2 separate regions of the Homo sapiens genome follow, and region 2 is linked to region 1. Evidence: chromatin contacts called from ENCODE Hi-C or POLR2A ChIA-PET data. All regions are on one chromosome and are shown on one strand. Each heading gives the region's core, a stretch centred on a gene start or an enhancer-like site at or near the end of the contact. The rest is flanking DNA. Distances are from core to core; before and after follow the strand shown. Region 1 holds the start of PMP22 (peripheral myelin protein 22). Region 2 overlaps TEKT3 (tektin 3).

Region 1 (3,814 bases), core at 260-2,759:
GGAGGACTGAGGGAGGCTCCTCTCTCTCTCTCTCTGTCACACACACGCACACGCGCACACACACACACACAGATACACGCGCACACACACACACCGTTTTGCCTGGCAGAACAGACTTATAACTTGCATAATACTGCAGCAGCCCACACTGTACCTCATCTCCATTTGGGTTCCACAACAGAAGGGAGCTGGAAGGAAATCAGCGACAATCTAACTCCACATGACAACCTGGCTGGACAACGAAACATCCAGCGGGGAGAAAGACACTGGAAATTACCCATACCTGAGCCCCATCCCAAAACACCTGAGTCAGCTTCTCTGACCATGGCCCAGGCTAGGTCATTTGCAAAGCTCTTGAGTGATTCTAAAGAACCACTGCTGTGAAAAATAAAAATGATTTCAGCAAAGAGAGAAAGGTGAAACTATTTTATTGGCACTGGCTGTGATGCTGGCTGTGAGCAGATGCTGGCTGTGGGCAGAACAGGGGAGAGGGCCATTGAGAGGCCCTTGTGACTGGAGAGTCCAATCAAACGTAAAGTGTGTGACAGGGAGGGACTCCTCCAAATTCTGCAGGTCTCTCCAGACTGGGGATCCCTAACACAAGAGGAAGTCTTATGCCCCAAGTGCCAGAATTCCAGGAAACTCATGCAATGAAACCAGTCCTCTTGTGTCAGAGTTTGCAGCTAGAAGCGGTTCAAGGGATGGAGGACTCTCTGGGAGCTGGAGTGGTACGCTGCAAAGAACCTAAATATGCCATAACTTCCTTTACTTCCCTCTCCAAGAATTTCCAATTGCTCTTCCAGCCTATTCTGCCTGACAGGTTAGAAAGTTTTCAATAGTTTTCAATAGAGGTTCGTTTACTTGCATTGAATTATCTCATGAAGGTCAGCTTGATTCGGGCACATTAAAGACAGAGTCGGAAGAACACATTTCCCTAAGTTTTATTCTAATGTACAACACATGTGATCATTTGCGATGGGGTCTAGGCAGACAAGGCAGGTAACAGGGAGTCCTTCCAACCAGGGGTTGGAACAAAGGAGGCTTGATTTGGTGACTCTTGAGACATTTGGCTCACTGCTGTGATGCTGTGAGAGATTAGCTGTGCAATGTTTGGGCTCCTTAAAAGGAAGTTTATTTAAAATAAAACTTACCTGCACGTATGTAACACTGTAGACACAGATCCTTCCCACAGTATATTTAATCTCTGCAGAATTCACTGGGAGGGGAGGGGAGCCAGTGGGACCTCTTGGCTATTACACAGGTTGGCACTTCCAGAGAGAACAGTCTTGGCATCACAGGCTTCAGGCATACTCAAAGCTCTTCTCCCTTCTGATTCCAGTTTCTCCATGCCCTGCAGGGCCTCTTGGGATTATTGTATTCTGGAAAGCAAACAAAGTTGGACACTGTCTCTTTAAATAATAGAGGCTGAGAACCTCTCAGGCCACCATGACATATCCCAGCATTGGACCAGCCCCTGAATAAACTGGAAAGACGCCTGGTCTGGCTTCAGTTACAGGGAGCACCACCAGGGAACATCTCGGGGAGCCTGGTTGGAAGCTGCAGGCTTAGTCTGTCGGCTGCGGGTCTCTGACTGCCCTGTGGGGAGGGTCTTGCCTTAACATCCCTTGCATTTGGCTGCAAAGAAATCTGCTTGGAAGAAGGGGTTACGCTGTTTGGCCGGGTGAGTTTTATTGGCAAACTGTGCCTCTGGGTGATGTGTGCCTATGCTTTACAAGAATTGCCTAATTTCCCACCCCCTGCAAGCCGCAAATGAAAAGGATTGCAGGAGAGATGGTGCATTTGTGTTGGAATTGACTGGAGATTCAGAGGGCTTTTTATATCCTTGGTTAAAAGGTGGATATATACTCTGGCTGGGGAGGTGGGGGGCCATCTGAGAGCATCTAGAAACCCTAATGCATCCAGATTGAAAGGAAGAAAGGAATCTAGATGCTTTTTCCCCCATGGAAAATAGCTGTGCACACACAGCTGGCAGGTGGCCTTGGTAAGCAGGTTAGGGAGAAGCTGCCACCTGTGGCAGAGCCTTGGCCAGCCGGGCTCTGGGTGTGGCAAGCCTGGTCAGCAGGCACTGAGTAGCACTTCCTCTGCCACCATTGAGAACCAGGCAGGAGGCCAGAGGCAGTGAGGGACAGATGGGTTGGGTTTACCTGTCTGGCAGTATATGGTGTGGCTGTGACCTGGGTGGTTATTGATTAAACTATTGGGTTCAAAAGAAAGGAAGAAGCGAGCTGTAGCACCCAATATATGCACTTTTCTGTATGTGTATTAGACTTTATTAAAAAGTTTATTTGAAAATCACAAAGGAAGGGAAAGAAAACCCTGAGTTAGATATGCTCATATTTCTAAAGTGCTTACTTAGAACAGTCCTGAGTATGTTGTGATCACATAAGTGTTGGTTAAATAAATAAATGTCCAAATGGCATAAAACAAAGTAATAATTTCTAGAGCAAATCTAACTTATAAAATGACCTGTGGAGGAAAGAAAACACTGCCATGTCTTTAGACTTTTTTTTCTACTTGCATATGCACTTTCATTTATAAATCTTTATCTATCTATCTATATCTATCTATCTATCTATCTATCTACCTACCTACCTACCTACCTATCAGAGTTACAAGCTACTTTAGTGCAGAGGTGGTCAGGTCTTCCCTGAAAGGTTGATGTGAGAGTTAAATGTGATATAATAATAGTGGTGGCAATTTGGGCACTGGGCCCTTATTATGTTGCAGACACGATGTTAACTGCTTTGTACATATTGTCTCCTTCAATCACCACCATAAACCTTTAAAGCAGGCATTACTATTTCCTTTTGCACCTGAGAAAACTGAAGCTCAGTGAACTTGAGAAATTGCCCAAATTCACAACAAAAGTAAGCAGGGTGATTAGGTTTGTTGGAGCCCAGAGCCAGAGTGCCTAACCACTGCACCATACTGCCTCTCACAGACCATGCATATAAAGTCCAGGCAAAGTGCTTGGCATATAACGGGCACTGTAAATGCAGTGTTTACAAGTACACTTCATTTTAATCTGATAACACGATAGTTTTAAAAAGATCATTGTTTGAAGATCTTTTTCAAATTTATTTTTACTTACCGTAAGAATATACAATTAGCTAAAATAGCAGCTCCTTTCAAATCGTAAAATAATATAGAATTATTTGAATCATTGAGAGTGATGAGCTTCTATGACACAGTACACTAGAGGTAGGGAAGTGTGTGTGTGTGTGTGTGTGCGCGCGCGTGCGTGAACTGCTGCATTTTCAGGCAGAAACCTTTAACATCCACATTCCTGCTCCCTGTCCCGTGCCTCAAGGCTGGCCTGCGCACGGGAGTCTCAGTTGGGCGCGCCTCTGCCAAGCCGAGACTGAAGGGGGCTAGCCTCTCTCCCTGTAACGCTGGGCGGGCCACGTTAGGAGGCTATGAATCAGCTGATTTCCTTGGCTGCTCCAACCCCACCTCAAATGGCCACCTCGCACCCGCCCGCCAAACCCCATGGCCAGGACTCCAGCCAAGGCTGACAGCCAAGCCCGACTGCTGCAGGAACACTTTGCCTAGAGCTTATTCGGTGGTAGTCTGGTTTTGCCTAGGCTAGGAGGAGCCCAATCCCAGACCATGCTATCCAGTAGTCGGCCGGACTTTTCTTCCCCTAATTCGCACCCAAGAGGAGCCCGCTAGATCAATCCCCGCCAATCCTAGGAAGCTGGCATGCTTCGTAGGTGCAGACAGTAATAGCGGGGACCGGCGCGGGGCAGGTGTGTCCGGCTAAGACGCCAGGACAGGGCAGGGGCTCCAGGAC
Region 2 (4,156 bases), core at 1,644-4,143, 42 kb before region 1:
GGCTGCCCTAACTCAAAGTACCACAGACTGTGGTAATGAATTTCCACAATAGAAATCAATTTTCTCACTGGAGAGAGAGAAAATTAATTAATGGAGGCTGGAAGTCTGAGATCAAGGTGCCGGCAGGGTTGGTTTTCTCTGAGGCCTCTCTCCTCAGCTTGTAGATGGCCACCTTCTCCCTGTGTCTTCACATCATTTTCCCTCTGTGTGTGTCTGTGTCCAAATTTCCTCTGCTTATAAAGACACCAAAGTTGTATTGTATTAGGGCCACCCTAAAGACCTCATTTAACTTAATCACCCCCACAGAGACACTATCTCCAAATATGGTCACCTTCCAAGGCACTGGCGATTCGTACTTCAACATAGGAATTTTGGGGGAAGAGGCACTATTCAGCCCTAACAGGTACACTCAAGGTATTGTGCTAGGCACTCGGGGATGTACATACATCTCACGTCTTAGAGACAAGACATGCACACAGAAAACGGGAATTTGCATCAGAAAGGTGCAGAAAGAACTTGGAAACACAGATGAAATGTGAACACAGTTTACAAGAAGGAGCAGTTGTTTCCATTGGCAAGAGATCAAGATGGTTTCATGGAGCACATAGTATCTGAAGAAGGCCTTAGTGATAGAAACAGTGAAATGATTTTTAGCTTGGGAGAGAGGTCGAAGCTCAAGTGACAGATTGAAGAGTGCCTGGATGACACAAATGCTAAATCTGTGATTGCACGAGGTCTCTGTAGTGTAGAAAGGATATTGCAGAGACATCACCCAAGGACAAAGCCTTGCACTGGAAGGGAATGAGGAGTAGTTGGAAAGGAGGGAGTTGGAACAACACTTGGCAAGAGAAAACAAGATGAGGGTCTTAAGGAGAGGGAGGTGTCAGAGAGGCCTCGATGTCAGCTTTGAAACTGAAGTTTCATGACAGCAGCTAGGGCCAGAGACAGAATCCAGGGGCCACTGAGAGACTGGGTGGGTGGGAAGTGAAGGCAGTGGGCACAGCCATGGTTGAATACATTTGGCAGAGGACTCAGTTGGGACTGGATGGGAGAGTGGTGGTAAAAACATAGGGTTTCCAAAAAAAAGATGATTCTTGGTTGTGTCTCCAGGCCATGGAAGGGAACCCAGGAAGAGGGACAGTAATGGGGAGGATGTGGAGCTACAGGAGTGCAGAGATCAAGATGCGTGGAGAAGGGAGGCTTTTCAGAGCATAGGACAGGGACTCTCTTTACAGAGAAAGAGGAGGGAGAACCAAAGGGGGATCCATGTTTACGCAATTTGGGGTGGTGGCCTCTTTAAGAAAAAACGAATACAAAATCAGGAATACAAAACTGCCAGTACTCCTCTATTGCAAGTGAGGTACCTGAAACTGAAGCCTGATTCTCTGCAAGGGAAATCCTCTGTGAGCAGGAAAGCAATGCTCAAGTTGGTAGGAAGAGAAAGTGGGAAGAGATGCACAGATATATGGATGTGAGGAGGGAGATCAGGGCCACTCAAAGCCTCACTTTTATCAGAACACAGAGGTGTGCTGGTCAGTAATTAACAACGGCCATTGGGGGCAGCTTGCAGGGAGCCCCTAATTTGGAGCATTTGCCAATTTCTGTAGTTGAAATACTCCCACCCTGGCTGATTTCCAGCTACCAAAATGAGGTTGCCAAGCCTAGGGTTGGGGAGAGAGGCGCCGCCCACTCTCCAGAGCAGGTGCATGCCAGCTCCAGTGAGACACGTGGGTTCCCTGGGGCAGGGCTGGAAAGGATAGACGGTCTTGGTGAAGCAACTTCCTCATCAGCGAGGTCAAGGCACGTGCTGGACATGGAGTGGACAGGCAAGAGGTGGGAGGCGGGTTGTTGAAGGGACCACACCAAAGCCTCAGGCAGTTGCTTCTCTTTGTCACAGACCCTGCAGGAGATTTTCCAGACTGAAATGACCATAGAATCCATCAAGAAGGCCATCAAGGACAAGACTGCCTTCCTGAAGGTGGCTCAGACCAGACTGGATGAGCGCACAAGACGGCCGAACATTGAGTTGTGCCGAGACATGGCTCAGCTACGGTAAGGTGGGAGGGGAAGGCTCGGGGCTCGCTCGGAGGGCCACCAGACCAACTGTGGTGCCTGGCTCTTTAGAAAGCTGCTTTCTGCCCATACGCAGCATGTAGGAGCCTTCTGTGAGAATGGTAGTAATGGGGAGATGTTGAATGCAGAAGAGTTTCAGTGTGGGATGATGAAACAGTCCTGCAGATGGATGGCGGTGACGGTTGCACCAACAGTGTGAATGTACTTAATGCCACTGATCTGTACACTTAAGATTGGTTAAAGTTTTATGTTATGTATATTTTACCACAAATCCTTAAAAAAGGAAAGGACATCAACGCTACACACACAAAAAGTGCTATTAAGCCTTTAACTCATTCGGGGAGGCCAGTGTGGTGTTCGGGTTCTTTTGCATGTTCTTGGAGTCTTCGGAGTTTCCAGAACTCCTGTCTTATAAGCAGCAGTTTGTGACTTTCTGTGTATTTCTCAGCATGGGGAACGCGACAGAAAAGGGACTTTCAGTACCAATTCCACTGACTCCTATCTACTCATTTGCTGTCTTTGTGACTGAGGATCTCATTTAAGTTTATTTCAATGTGTTTCATTCTCAGTAGAAATCAAAGCCAGCTGGTCTTCATCGAGCACAGCTCCTATATATACACAGCAGGAGGAATCTGACCCCACAGTTTATCTACTAAACACTACATGAATTTTATTATTATTTTCACTTTGAAGATTCATTTTGGGATGGACTTGTAATGAACTGGCCAAGATTCCCTCCCTACCCCCGCCACAATCCGGCTTCATTTCCAATTTCCCAATACCTGTGAGTCTGCCTTTTCTTTCTGGGTTTCATCATTGCTATTCTTAGGTCCTAAGATGCTCCATGCAGAAGTAAATCAACTTGATAGCAACTGGAGGAGCCAAGGGCAGTGCGTGAACTCCAGAAGCCTTTCTGGTGCAGTGGGGAGATGCCACTCGCTCTGCTTCCACGATAAAATTCTCTTATCTTGAAGGATTGATCCTAAGGATAAAATAAAGAAATAAGTGGTGGTTTGAGACAGTGGATTTCCTGAAATGGAAGGAAGGGGGATCTTGTGAGGCCAACATTGATGATGATGATAATAATAGTAAAGATAATGATGGCGATAATCAATGCAATGATAATAATAGCTGCTACCATCTCTTAACCTGACTCGATGCTGGGCACTGCCCTAAGCACTTTATACTATCTCATTCATTACCTTCATATTACAAGTGAGGAAACTGAGGCAGGAGTGGGTGAGTGGCTTGGCCCAGGCCACATTTAGTGGTGAGAGAGCTGCAGTTTGAGTCTTTGCCTGTCTCACCCCAGAGTTCTATTCCACCAAGCCATTTGCTTCTCTTTCTCCTGTGTTTTACGTTGTGTAATGCATTTACCATCCCCCTGTCAGGTACCTGATCTCATTTGAGAAGAGTTGGCAAAGTAAATGCTGCATGCTCATCTCCCTCTCACACAGAGGATGAAACTGAAGGTCACAGAGGAGATCATTATGATGAAACACCTTACGTGTATAGCACGCATGTTGTCTGTGTTGAGTGCCATGAAGCGTGCTTTAGGTTGTACGCAAATGATCTTCATTTCCAGGATGAGTTGTATTTCTCCTGGTGGAGCTGTTATCTAGGCCATAGCCACAGAAGAGATCACTCAGGCTGCATGTTTTTCAAAGTGGGTTCCATAGAACCCCTCTTCATGCACAGCTCATTATTTAGGATAAGCAGCTCTCCACTCCAGAGACTACATGGGCCCCTAGACAGCCAACTGGAGGCACCTCTCTGCTTTAGAAGAACCCAGCAGTGAGTGCACACCCACTTGGCCTATTAGAGTTAGATCACCAGTTTTGACTTTATGTAAATGTTATTAGGAGAAGCTGAACTGATGTTTCGTTCTCCAAAAATCTCTGCAGAGTCATCAAAAGTGGAGATGGGAACAAATAAATTGTTTATACTGCCGTTAGACAGACACAGGGTTGCTTTTAAAATGAGTTTTGGGTAGTGGTCTAATAGGACTTCGGAATTATCAAACAATGAGGCATTCACAGCTTCTCCTGAGGAGCTGAATGATTTTTACTCTTTTTTTTTTTTT

What was found. A loop is a pair of places that touch in the nucleus more often than their neighbours do. ChIA-PET counts read pairs that join two places held with the same protein, here RNA polymerase II (POLR2A). Pooled maps may share reads with other maps.
Region 2: a loop to region 1 is called in a map of transverse colon, with 3 times the contacts of the local background. The contact joins the enhancer-like site here to the promoter of PMP22 in region 1. A Hi-C loop is called at or near these places in 8 of 168 maps with a recorded cell type or tissue (IMR-90, Right ventricle myocardium inferior, gastrocnemius medialis and 5 more) and 11 of 50 pooled maps. POLR2A ChIA-PET finds 5 or more read pairs at or near these places in 4 of 52 experiments (A549, AG04450, HEK293 and 1 more).

The regions. Positions count from the first base shown.
Region 1 is chr17:15,263,021-15,266,834 of GRCh38, reverse strand. PMP22 (peripheral myelin protein 22) reads left to right here and starts at 1,509. Exons shown (of 5, transcript NM_000304.4): 1 at 1,509-1,681. LOC124903931 (a long non-coding RNA gene) reads right to left here. Exons shown (of 2, transcript XR_007065632.1): 2 at 926-1,379.
Region 2 is chr17:15,306,560-15,310,715 of GRCh38, reverse strand. It overlaps TEKT3 (tektin 3), which reads left to right. Exons shown (of 9, transcript NM_031898.3): 8 at 1,898-2,052. LOC124903932 (a long non-coding RNA gene) reads right to left here. Exons shown (of 3, transcript XR_007065634.1): 2 at 2,856-3,055. Among named protein-coding and RNA genes, the nearest start is that of TEKT3, 33 kb to the left of the region's middle. Within about 2 kb of position 2,893, at least 3 of the 41 ENCODE cell types and tissues checked have a DNase peak (open chromatin) inside an H3K27ac peak, as active enhancers do; they include transverse colon, where a contact is called at or near this core.